3 separate regions of the Homo sapiens genome follow, and regions 1 and 2 are each linked to region 3. Evidence: chromatin contacts called from ENCODE Hi-C or POLR2A ChIA-PET data. All regions are on one chromosome and are shown on one strand. Each heading gives the region's core, a stretch centred on a gene start or an enhancer-like site at or near the end of the contact. The rest is flanking DNA. Distances are from core to core; before and after follow the strand shown. Region 1 has its middle 40 kb from the start of LINC01907. Region 2 overlaps DIS3L2 (DIS3 like 3'-5' exoribonuclease 2). Region 3 holds the start of NCL (nucleolin).

Region 1 (2,700 bases), core at 1-2,500, 800 kb after region 3:
CAACCCTGTCAACACCTGGATCTCAGACTTCCAGCCTCCAGAATCATGAGGAAGTATACTTCTGTTGCTTAAGGCACCCGGTCTGTGGATCTAGGTAATGGCAGCCCTATCAAACTAATACCACACCTATGTCTAGCTCGGTTCAAAGGATTTTGCATGGGTTGCTCATTTGAGCCTAACCACAACCCTGGTACCATACTCATTTCTCAGATGCAGGAGCTGAGTGCCAGGAAGTGGTGATAAGGGGGCTGGGGAAAGGAAGAAAGTCTAAATCTTGGGGTTCTGGACCTTGTGAGGTTAGGGAAAGGAGCTTTGGTTGCCCGATCTGCCAGGCCCTTCTACATCTGAGCTCTGTGGGGAATCAGGCCTATGGGGAACTGGGGTGCTCAAACCACACCCCTAAGCCGGCCCATGCTATAGCCCTCCATGCCCCCAGTACAGCAGTGCCCCTGTGTCTCTATTTGGAACCCTGGGATCTGAGTCGCTGCCTGGCACTACCCAAAGGGACTCATCTCTATGGTGCAGTTCCAGATACTGAGGCCAACAGGGGTGAGGAAGAGAAGTAAGACAGCCCTAGGCAGGACACATTTCCCCCGTGTGCCTCAAAGGATTTAATCATCATGCACTGACTCTCACGCCTGCCTGGAGAGTCAGATTCTCTAATATGAGATTGTGTGGAGCCCACTGGTTCTTCAACTACCATTCTCAGTCAAGTTGATAGTATGGCTAATATTTATTGAGGTCCTACTATGTGCCAGGCCCTGTCCTAAGTGCATTCCATAGAGTTTCTCATTTAATTTTCTTGGCATCCCTGTGAGATGGTCTTCAATGTTATCACTATTTTACAGATGAGGAAACCGAGGCTTAGAGAGTTCAAGTGTGGAGTTGGGATCCTGTCTGACTCCTATGCTGGCTGTCTATTTCTTTTTTTTTTTTTTTTTTGAGATGGAGTCTCATTCTGTTGCCCAGGCTGGAGTACAGTGGTGCAATCTCGGCTCACTGCAATGCCTGATATGCTGGCTGTCTTAACCATTAACTGGCACTGACTGTATACCTTGCCCTGTGCTGCCTTTGGCTATAGTTGGCTGGACATGTTCCCCAATCCCCTTGTGCTGGGCAGAGAATCAGGAAGGAAGCTGGGGTGTAAGAACGGAAACTGCCAACCAGTACCACAAAGATCTGAACTCTTATTCACGTGGTCTGTAACCTCCTGCCCGCTCTCCCTCCCCCACCCGTGGTCTCTGCCTGGGAGCTGAGATTGTCCCCTTCTGTTTAACTTGGTGTTTGACCCCGGCCACCTGCTGTTCATTTCATTCAGTTTCACCGGGACACCCAGACCAGGGCACGGGAGGTGGCCCTGTTACCAGTTCTTTGTCATCTGTAGCTGGTTGTGAAATGCCCTGGCTGATCCACACCAGAAGAAGGAGAGAAAATTTCCCTGGGGCTGGAATTGCTGGGGCCCTTCCTAGAGGAACAAGCACAGCCCAGAGACAAATCTGAAGCCACTGCCTGTACACGTGGGTTGGGAACTGCCTGTCCAGGACACCTCCTGCAGAAGACTGGCCCAAGGCCTTGTCCTTTCCTTGGCAGGGACAGTGCGGGGACGAGAGAGTCCCAGGGGGGTCATGTGAGCTCTGTTTCCGGAGTCTATCTGGGAACCTTTTCCTTCCCTGCTGGTCCACATTCCCGGAGCTCTGCGAGTCAGCATCGAGGTGAAGGTGGGCCAGCGCAGGCCCTTCCCTGTGGCCTCTGAGTCTGGGGGGGTTGCCATCCTCTGGGTCTGATGTACCCTCCTTATGTGCAGGGTGGGGGGTGCAGAAGTAGAGTAAGTGGGCCAGGCGCGGTGGCTCACGCCTGTAATCCCAGCACTTTGGGAGGCCGAGGAGGGTGGATCACGAGGTCACAAGATCGAGACCAGTCTGACCAACATGGTGAAACCCTGTCTCTGCTAAAAATACAAAAAAATTAGCTGGGCACAGTGGCACGTGCCTGTAATCGCAGCTACTCGGGTGGCTGAGGCAGGAGAATTGCTTGAACCTGGGAAGCGGAGGTTGCAGTGAGCTGAGATCACGCCACTGCACTCCAGCCTGGTGACGGAGCAAGACTCCGTCTCAAAAAAAAAAGAAGTAGAGTAATTGTGCCCAGGAGCCCAATCCATGTCTGTTAGGAGCCTGCTTCCTGCCACCGGTCCCTGGGTGGCACACTGGAAGGTGCTTGGCATAGAACGAGGGCAGTGGTGTGTCAGCAGGCCGGGCACAGAGGCAGATGGACTGGGGGCCTTGTTGAGAAGCCAGAGGCCATGTCGAGGCTGCACAAGGCCGTGACTGCCTGCTTGAGTCTGGGGAAGCTGCAGGGCTCCTGTTCCAGGTGCCCACCAGCCACTGCGCCAGGGGAAATGCCTCTGAGAGCACATCAGGGGCTTCTCAAGCTGCAGCCACAGGGGCTGGGCTTGGCACAGAGTGACGGAGGAGGGGGCTGTTCCTGCAGGTTTTGGTAAGGCGCTGCCTCCTAACCACAGCTGATCCTATGTATGGGCTGATGTCTAGGCTCTTCTTTAGAAAAATTAGCATAACTGTCTTCCCTTCCACCCCTCCGCACCCCACGACCTGCAATCCCTCTGAGCCCTTATCTTCACTTATCAGACACCCAACACTCTTCTTCTCATTTTCTGAATGACTCCACAGTTCTAGAAATTAAAGC
Region 2 (2,700 bases), core at 11-2,510, 850 kb before region 3:
AAGACTTAATGACAGGAAACAGATTTAGATTAAACTGGAGGGCTGTTAAACTAAAGAAGAACAATTCAATAATAAGCACAATATCTTGCTTACCTAAAACTTAATCACATTTGATCTTATGTCTTTGAAACATGAAGCAGAACCAGGAAATAGGCAGAAGCAGGGCCTGTGGGCAGCCAGCGCAGAGGTGGGGCCGGGAACCCAAGTGTGCCTCCTGGGAAGTCCTTCCTTCCCACCTCACTCAGAGCCTTTCCTCCCATTGAACAGAATCCTAACAGCTTGCCTCGGCTTCCTCACAGATTCCACGCTCCCCACAAAGCCTCATGCTTGGAGTGGCTGGAGAGGGTGCTACAGGTTCTCCGGACAGCCACGGAGAAGTGACAACTGGCCCTGACTGTAAAGGCAGAGACAAAGACAGGGCAGGGCCCCAGCAAAATCAGTGAAAATACACAGCATTGTGTGGACATCTAGTGTGGAGGCGAATGACACTGTGGAGTACAGGGGACCCCATTAAAGAACAGGACATAATCGTAAGGAACAAGGTTTTGGCGCCTGGAAGAATAAATCCTCTCTGTAGAATGACTCCTTCCTTCTTATTCTAGGTAGCACAAACATTAACAGATTTATAGAACAACAAAGGCTGTGCTGGAAGCTGATGAGCCGCTGCCCAGGAGGCTACTGTGAAGCCGCAGTGGCATGCCAGGGCTCGCGAACACACAGACACACCAATGCCAGGGCACTCAGGGAAGGGAGCTGCTGAGAGCGGGGTCCCCGACCCCAGGTGATGAGCCATGTCCTCTGCCATCTCTGCTACCCATTCATCACAGTCTACTCTCCAGTTTGGCACCTACCCCCTACTGGTAACCCGGGCTTGGAGGGTGGACCCTGGGTCTCACCTAGCTTTGGGGTAGGTGTGGGGTCACATGGGGTTGGCTTGGGGGTAGCCCAAAGTCAGTGGAATGATCTATGTTGTTCATCTCAGCCAGGCCTTGCTGTGTTGGGCTTTCAGAGCAGCTGCGGAAGTTGGCCACTTCCTCTTGCTTAATTCAGTGGGCATGAGCTGGGCGCTTGCTCTGAGTCACTCTACGAAATCTTTTCGCAGCTGTGTTCCGGCCATCAGAGAAGCATCCGCAGAACAGACAGCAAACATGTTCTTCTTCAATACGTGAAGCAGCCACTAGGCGATTTATAGCCATTGATAGCCTGTGCCTGTCATCAAGCACAGCAATTCCTTCAGGCTCTAGAGGCTTCCTGCCCAACCACCAAGAAAAAGCCACAAAGCCTCAGAGAGCTGGGAGTGGCAGTGAAGACAGATCAGAAACACTACCCCACAGATAGCACAGCCAAAAGCTAAGAGAGCCAAGCACATCTGGTTACCTGCCAGGCAGCCACAGAAGATGACAACCATGGGCACCTTTCTTCAGGCTCAAACCCAACATGCAGTCCTATGACCTGTTTCTTTTATGGGCTAACCTCCTTGAGAGTATATCTCAGACCTCTGTGGCCTGAGCCTGGGCTCTGGGCTTTCAGTACCGGAGTGAGGGTTTTTACAGCAGAGACATTTGCTACTTTAAGTACCTGAATATGCCCTGGGTCTGGGCCAGCACACCGGTATGGGGGTGGGGAGGGCTGGAGGCGCTCACCCCACTTGCCAGGAATTGAGTGTCCCTGTTCATCAAACAGGGACCTGGCCTGAATATCACAGTCTCTTCTAGAACTCCTTGAAGTCTTGGGAAGGGGCAAGCCTCCTTGGGTTTAAAGACCGCCTGGCAGTACTATCTGCTTAAAAAGCTTAGCATGAGGGACCAGAGAGCTGGCTTCCCCCTGGGGATGCAAACCTGTGGTTGGAGAAATACCCAGAGAGGCAGAGAGAGAAACGAGTCATTCCAGGACCTTCTGAGAAAGGTATGGATGTGGCAGGTACAGATATACGGAAAACAAAAATGGTCATTCTCACCGACCCTCTGTCACTGGTAAGAACACATCTTCATGTGCTATAAAGTAACTGGGAAAGAAAATCAAAGAGCTCCGAGTCATGCTGGATTGCTGCAGCGCCAGGAGGCTCCCCAGAATGGAGGGAGCTGCAGTCCATCGCAAAAACATGAAGAAAGCAAATGGCAACGTGACAGACAGGAAATCTTATTCAAGAAAGGGAAAGTGTTAGCTGCTTAATGTAACTCTATGTTAAATCGACAATGAAAACATTTACTCTTTAAGGTCTTTAAGAGTTTTGAAATATCTAGTTTTGAGAGTTCCTGGTGTTCTAGAATTTTCTGTCTCATAGGGAAATCTCTTGGGGCATCCATGGGTATTTGGGCTGCAAAAGGTGGAGTGTGAGAATAGTGAGGGGCATTCTCGGGCTAGGGAGCTCCCTTCAGCCCCAGGGCCCTGAGGCCTCCGGGGCCTGCTCGGTTTGGGTCTCGACCCTCTCTGTCCTCTTCATTCCTCCAAGTCTCAGCGAAAGGGATTCTGTGAACCCATGTAGGATGCATAACCCTCAAAATGGGACAGCTGAGACTCTACAGGGCTTAAAAATATAGGATCTACCTTGCAACCTGAGCAGCCCGCCCAGGAGGAAAGCCTTCAATCCTACCTCCCAGCACCAGACAACAGGCGACAGAATGACAGCACAGGCTGGAGAATGCCCTATACTGGGCCCAGTGGGTGCTGGGCCGGTGCTGAGGAGGGCTGCAGCCCTTT
Region 3 (2,700 bases), core at 9-2,508:
AAATGCTTTTCTTTCTGAGACGGAGTCTCGCTCTGTCGCCCAGGCTGGAGTGCAGTGGGCGATCTCGGCTCACTGCAACCTCCGCCTCCCCGGTTCATGCGCCTCGGCCTCCCAAAATGCTGGGATTGCGGATCTGAGCCACCGCGCCCGGCCTGAGGTGATTTTTAACAAGTACAGCCGTAGCTGCAGATATCCTGGTTCTGTAGGAACAATGAGGTATGGATGGATCCATAGCTGGACCTATGGATGGGATGGATCCCCGGCAGGCCCTGGACGGAGGGAAATGCTCTGGTTTGCTAAGCCCGGCATCGAGTGAGACCCACCCACAAAGCTAACCGTGGAAGTCACTGGCGGCCTCCTTCGCCCTGCCGCCGGGGAACCCTGCCGGTGGCTCTCGACCTGCTCCCGGGCCATCTGGTGACACTGACTTCGCAGCCACCACCTTAATTGGCGCATTCGACCCAAATAATAACCAGGGAACCTGTGGGCGGTCAAAGGCCCGGCTCTGCGGTCGGCCCTCCCAGGCCCCTCTCCCTGCCCTGTGAGGCCAGAAAGTTACTTCTCCGAGGCCGTTCCCCATGTCGAGAAATATCTCCCGCTTGAGGTTCTGTGGGGTAGGGGAGGTTCGTGCATTTCTCACAGAAAACCTCGCACAGACCCGCGACTGCCTTTATTAACAGCTCTCAGGAGACTGCCTGCAGCCGGGGGGTGCCTCCGGCCCCATGCTCGCGGGCAAGCAGGGATAAGCTGTGCCTCCAAAAGGGCCAACGGGAACTCCGCGGTCCCTGAACTTCCGGTGCTGGCGGACTCCTCGCTCCAGGGCCACCAGGAGCCGCGGCGTGAGTGCGTGCCGGGACCGAGCGCGGGGTCTCTGAGGAACTCCAAGGCTGCCCAAGCCTACGGACCCAGCCACATTGGCGAACCGGAGACCGCCCGATTCCACCACCCCCGCGCTCCCCTCACAGCCGGCGCCAAAAACGCCAGTCCCACGACGCAGGCCGGGACCCGCGCGCCCACGGCCCAATCAGCGCGGACCTTGCACAAAGCGAGCCCCGCCCCCACGGCGCCGTTGCCAGCCCCTCCCCCTCCCGTGGCCGCCTCGGCCCGCCTACTCCCCGCCCCGCGCCGTTCACGGTTAGAGGCTCGCGATTGGCTCATGGGGACGGCCGCGAGCTTTGGTTGGTCGGCGCGGAGTCACGAGGGCGCCGTCGTCGCCTTTCCACAGGCGATTACTGGGCAGGCTCAGTCTTTCGCCTCAGTCTCGAGCTCTCGCTGGCCTTCGGGTGTACGTGCTCCGGGATCTTCAGCACCCGCGGCCGCCATCGCCGTCGCTTGGCTTCTTCTGGACTCATCTGCGCCACTTGTCCGCTTCACACTCCGCCGCCATCATGGTGAAGCTCGCGAAGGTAAACGGCCTTGAGCGCGAGCGCAGACGTGTAGGCCTGCTTTCCGAGGGGCGAGCGCGGCGCCGCGGGGAGGAGGGCCTGCGCGCAGTCCCGGGCGCGTTCTAGGGCGCCATGCTGCGGGAAGTCTCGCGCGATTAGTGGGGAGGTCTCGCGGCTTCTGGCTACTTGGTGGCGAGGTGAAGAGCTTCTGCAGGTGCTGGGGGCGGCGAACGCGGCGGGAAAGACAGAGTCACTGAGCGCGGGGAGGGGGCGCTGGGCCTCGGGGTGGAGAGATGAGACCAAACTTTTGCGACGCGTACGAGCTGGGACTCGACTCCTGACGCACGTGCCCGGGAGCGCGGCCTGCCACGTGGGCCGCGCCGCGTGGGTCCTGGAATCTCCAGAGGGACCGGGTGCCTTGGGCCGGGAAATGGCGGTATCGGCCCTAGTCGGAGTCCCGGCTGCGCTCGGATGTCTCCGCCCCGGCCTGGCAAGCCGACACGTGGTGGGCCCCGGAAGGTGGCTCTGCCGCGTGCCTTTTGCGCTGTGTTTCGGGCACGTGGTGGCCTACCAGGTACCCCCACGTGGCCGCGCCGCCTCTTTAAGGGGCGGGGTTGTCTCGCTGGGAAAGGCATAAGCTTCATGAGAAAATCAAGGTAGTCATTTTTTTAAGTGCCTTAATGATCTTCACCGTTAATTTGGATTCAGATGAGGGTGGTAGAATAAAGTACCGGGATTTGTAGTATTAAAACACGGTTGTGCTTAACTAAGGTAACGGGAGGAGAAATCATTTCCTCAGGTTGACTTTTTACCTTAGGGCAGGTTTTCTGTTGGTAAAGCCTGGGAGGAAAAATGTGGGCGGTTGAGAGTAGTCCCTCTTGCATTGCCATCAGGAGTAGTTTCTATGTTAGTTGTGGTGTTTGGCACTATGAGAAATGGATCTGAGGACGGAGATGATGGCGTATGAACACTAATGGCAAAATATGAATGGCCTGAAATGTCGAGGTGGAGGTGTAATGATCTATTTGTGTCCATTTTAGGCAGGTAAAAATCAAGGTGACCCCAAGAAAATGGCTCCTCCTCCAAAGGAGGTAGAAGAAGATAGTGAAGATGAGGAAATGTCAGAAGATGAAGAAGATGATAGCAGTGGAGAAGAGGTAATTTTATCCAACTTAATGCAGAATTATGTTAAAACTACAAAATGGAGAGTTAAGACATGAAATTGGATATCTGTGGCAAAAATAAGATTTTATTCAGGTATGTCTTATTGTAGTGGTTGAGTGTTTCACAAGCTCTTCATTGACATGTCAAGATG

What was found. A loop is a pair of places that touch in the nucleus more often than their neighbours do. ChIA-PET counts read pairs that join two places held with the same protein, here RNA polymerase II (POLR2A). Pooled maps may share reads with other maps.
Region 1: a pooled map shows a loop between it and region 3 (8-fold over the local background). The contact joins the enhancer-like site here to the promoter of NCL in region 3. A Hi-C loop is called at or near these places in 5 of 50 pooled maps. POLR2A ChIA-PET finds 5 or more read pairs at or near these places in 3 of 52 experiments (GM10248, H1 and activated T-cell).
Region 2: a pooled map shows a loop between it and region 3 (5-fold over the local background). The contact joins the enhancer-like site here to the promoter of NCL in region 3. A Hi-C loop is called at or near these places in 4 of 50 pooled maps. POLR2A ChIA-PET finds 5 or more read pairs at or near these places in 2 of 52 experiments (CD4-positive, alpha-beta T cell and CD4-positive, alpha-beta memory T cell).

What each region holds. Positions count from the first base shown.
Region 1 is chr2:230,659,306-230,662,005 of GRCh38, reverse strand. No RefSeq gene overlaps it. Among named protein-coding and RNA genes, the nearest start is that of LINC01907, 40 kb to the left of the region's middle. RefSeq lists enhancers at 1,376-1,932, 2,567-2,700 and a cis regulatory region at 2,254-2,700. Within about 2 kb of position 1,250, at least 18 of the 41 ENCODE cell types and tissues checked have a DNase peak (open chromatin) inside an H3K27ac peak, as active enhancers do.
Region 2 is chr2:232,314,136-232,316,835 of GRCh38, reverse strand. All of the region lies in intron 14 of DIS3L2 (DIS3 like 3'-5' exoribonuclease 2), which reads right to left. Among named protein-coding and RNA genes, the nearest start is that of ALPP, 63 kb to the left of the region's middle. RefSeq lists an enhancer at 1,298-1,467. Within about 2 kb of position 1,260, at least 22 of the 41 ENCODE cell types and tissues checked have a DNase peak (open chromatin) inside an H3K27ac peak, as active enhancers do; they include CD4-positive, alpha-beta T cell, where a contact is called at or near this core.
Region 3 is chr2:231,463,042-231,465,741 of GRCh38, reverse strand. It overlaps NCL (nucleolin), which reads left to right and starts at 1,258. Exons shown (of 14, transcript NM_005381.3): 1 at 1,258-1,406; 2 at 2,426-2,542. The coding sequence starts at 1,389. RefSeq lists enhancers at 704-803, 1,314-1,503, 849-1,518, 1,564-1,613, 1,519-2,190 and silencers at 934-1,283, 1,630-1,999.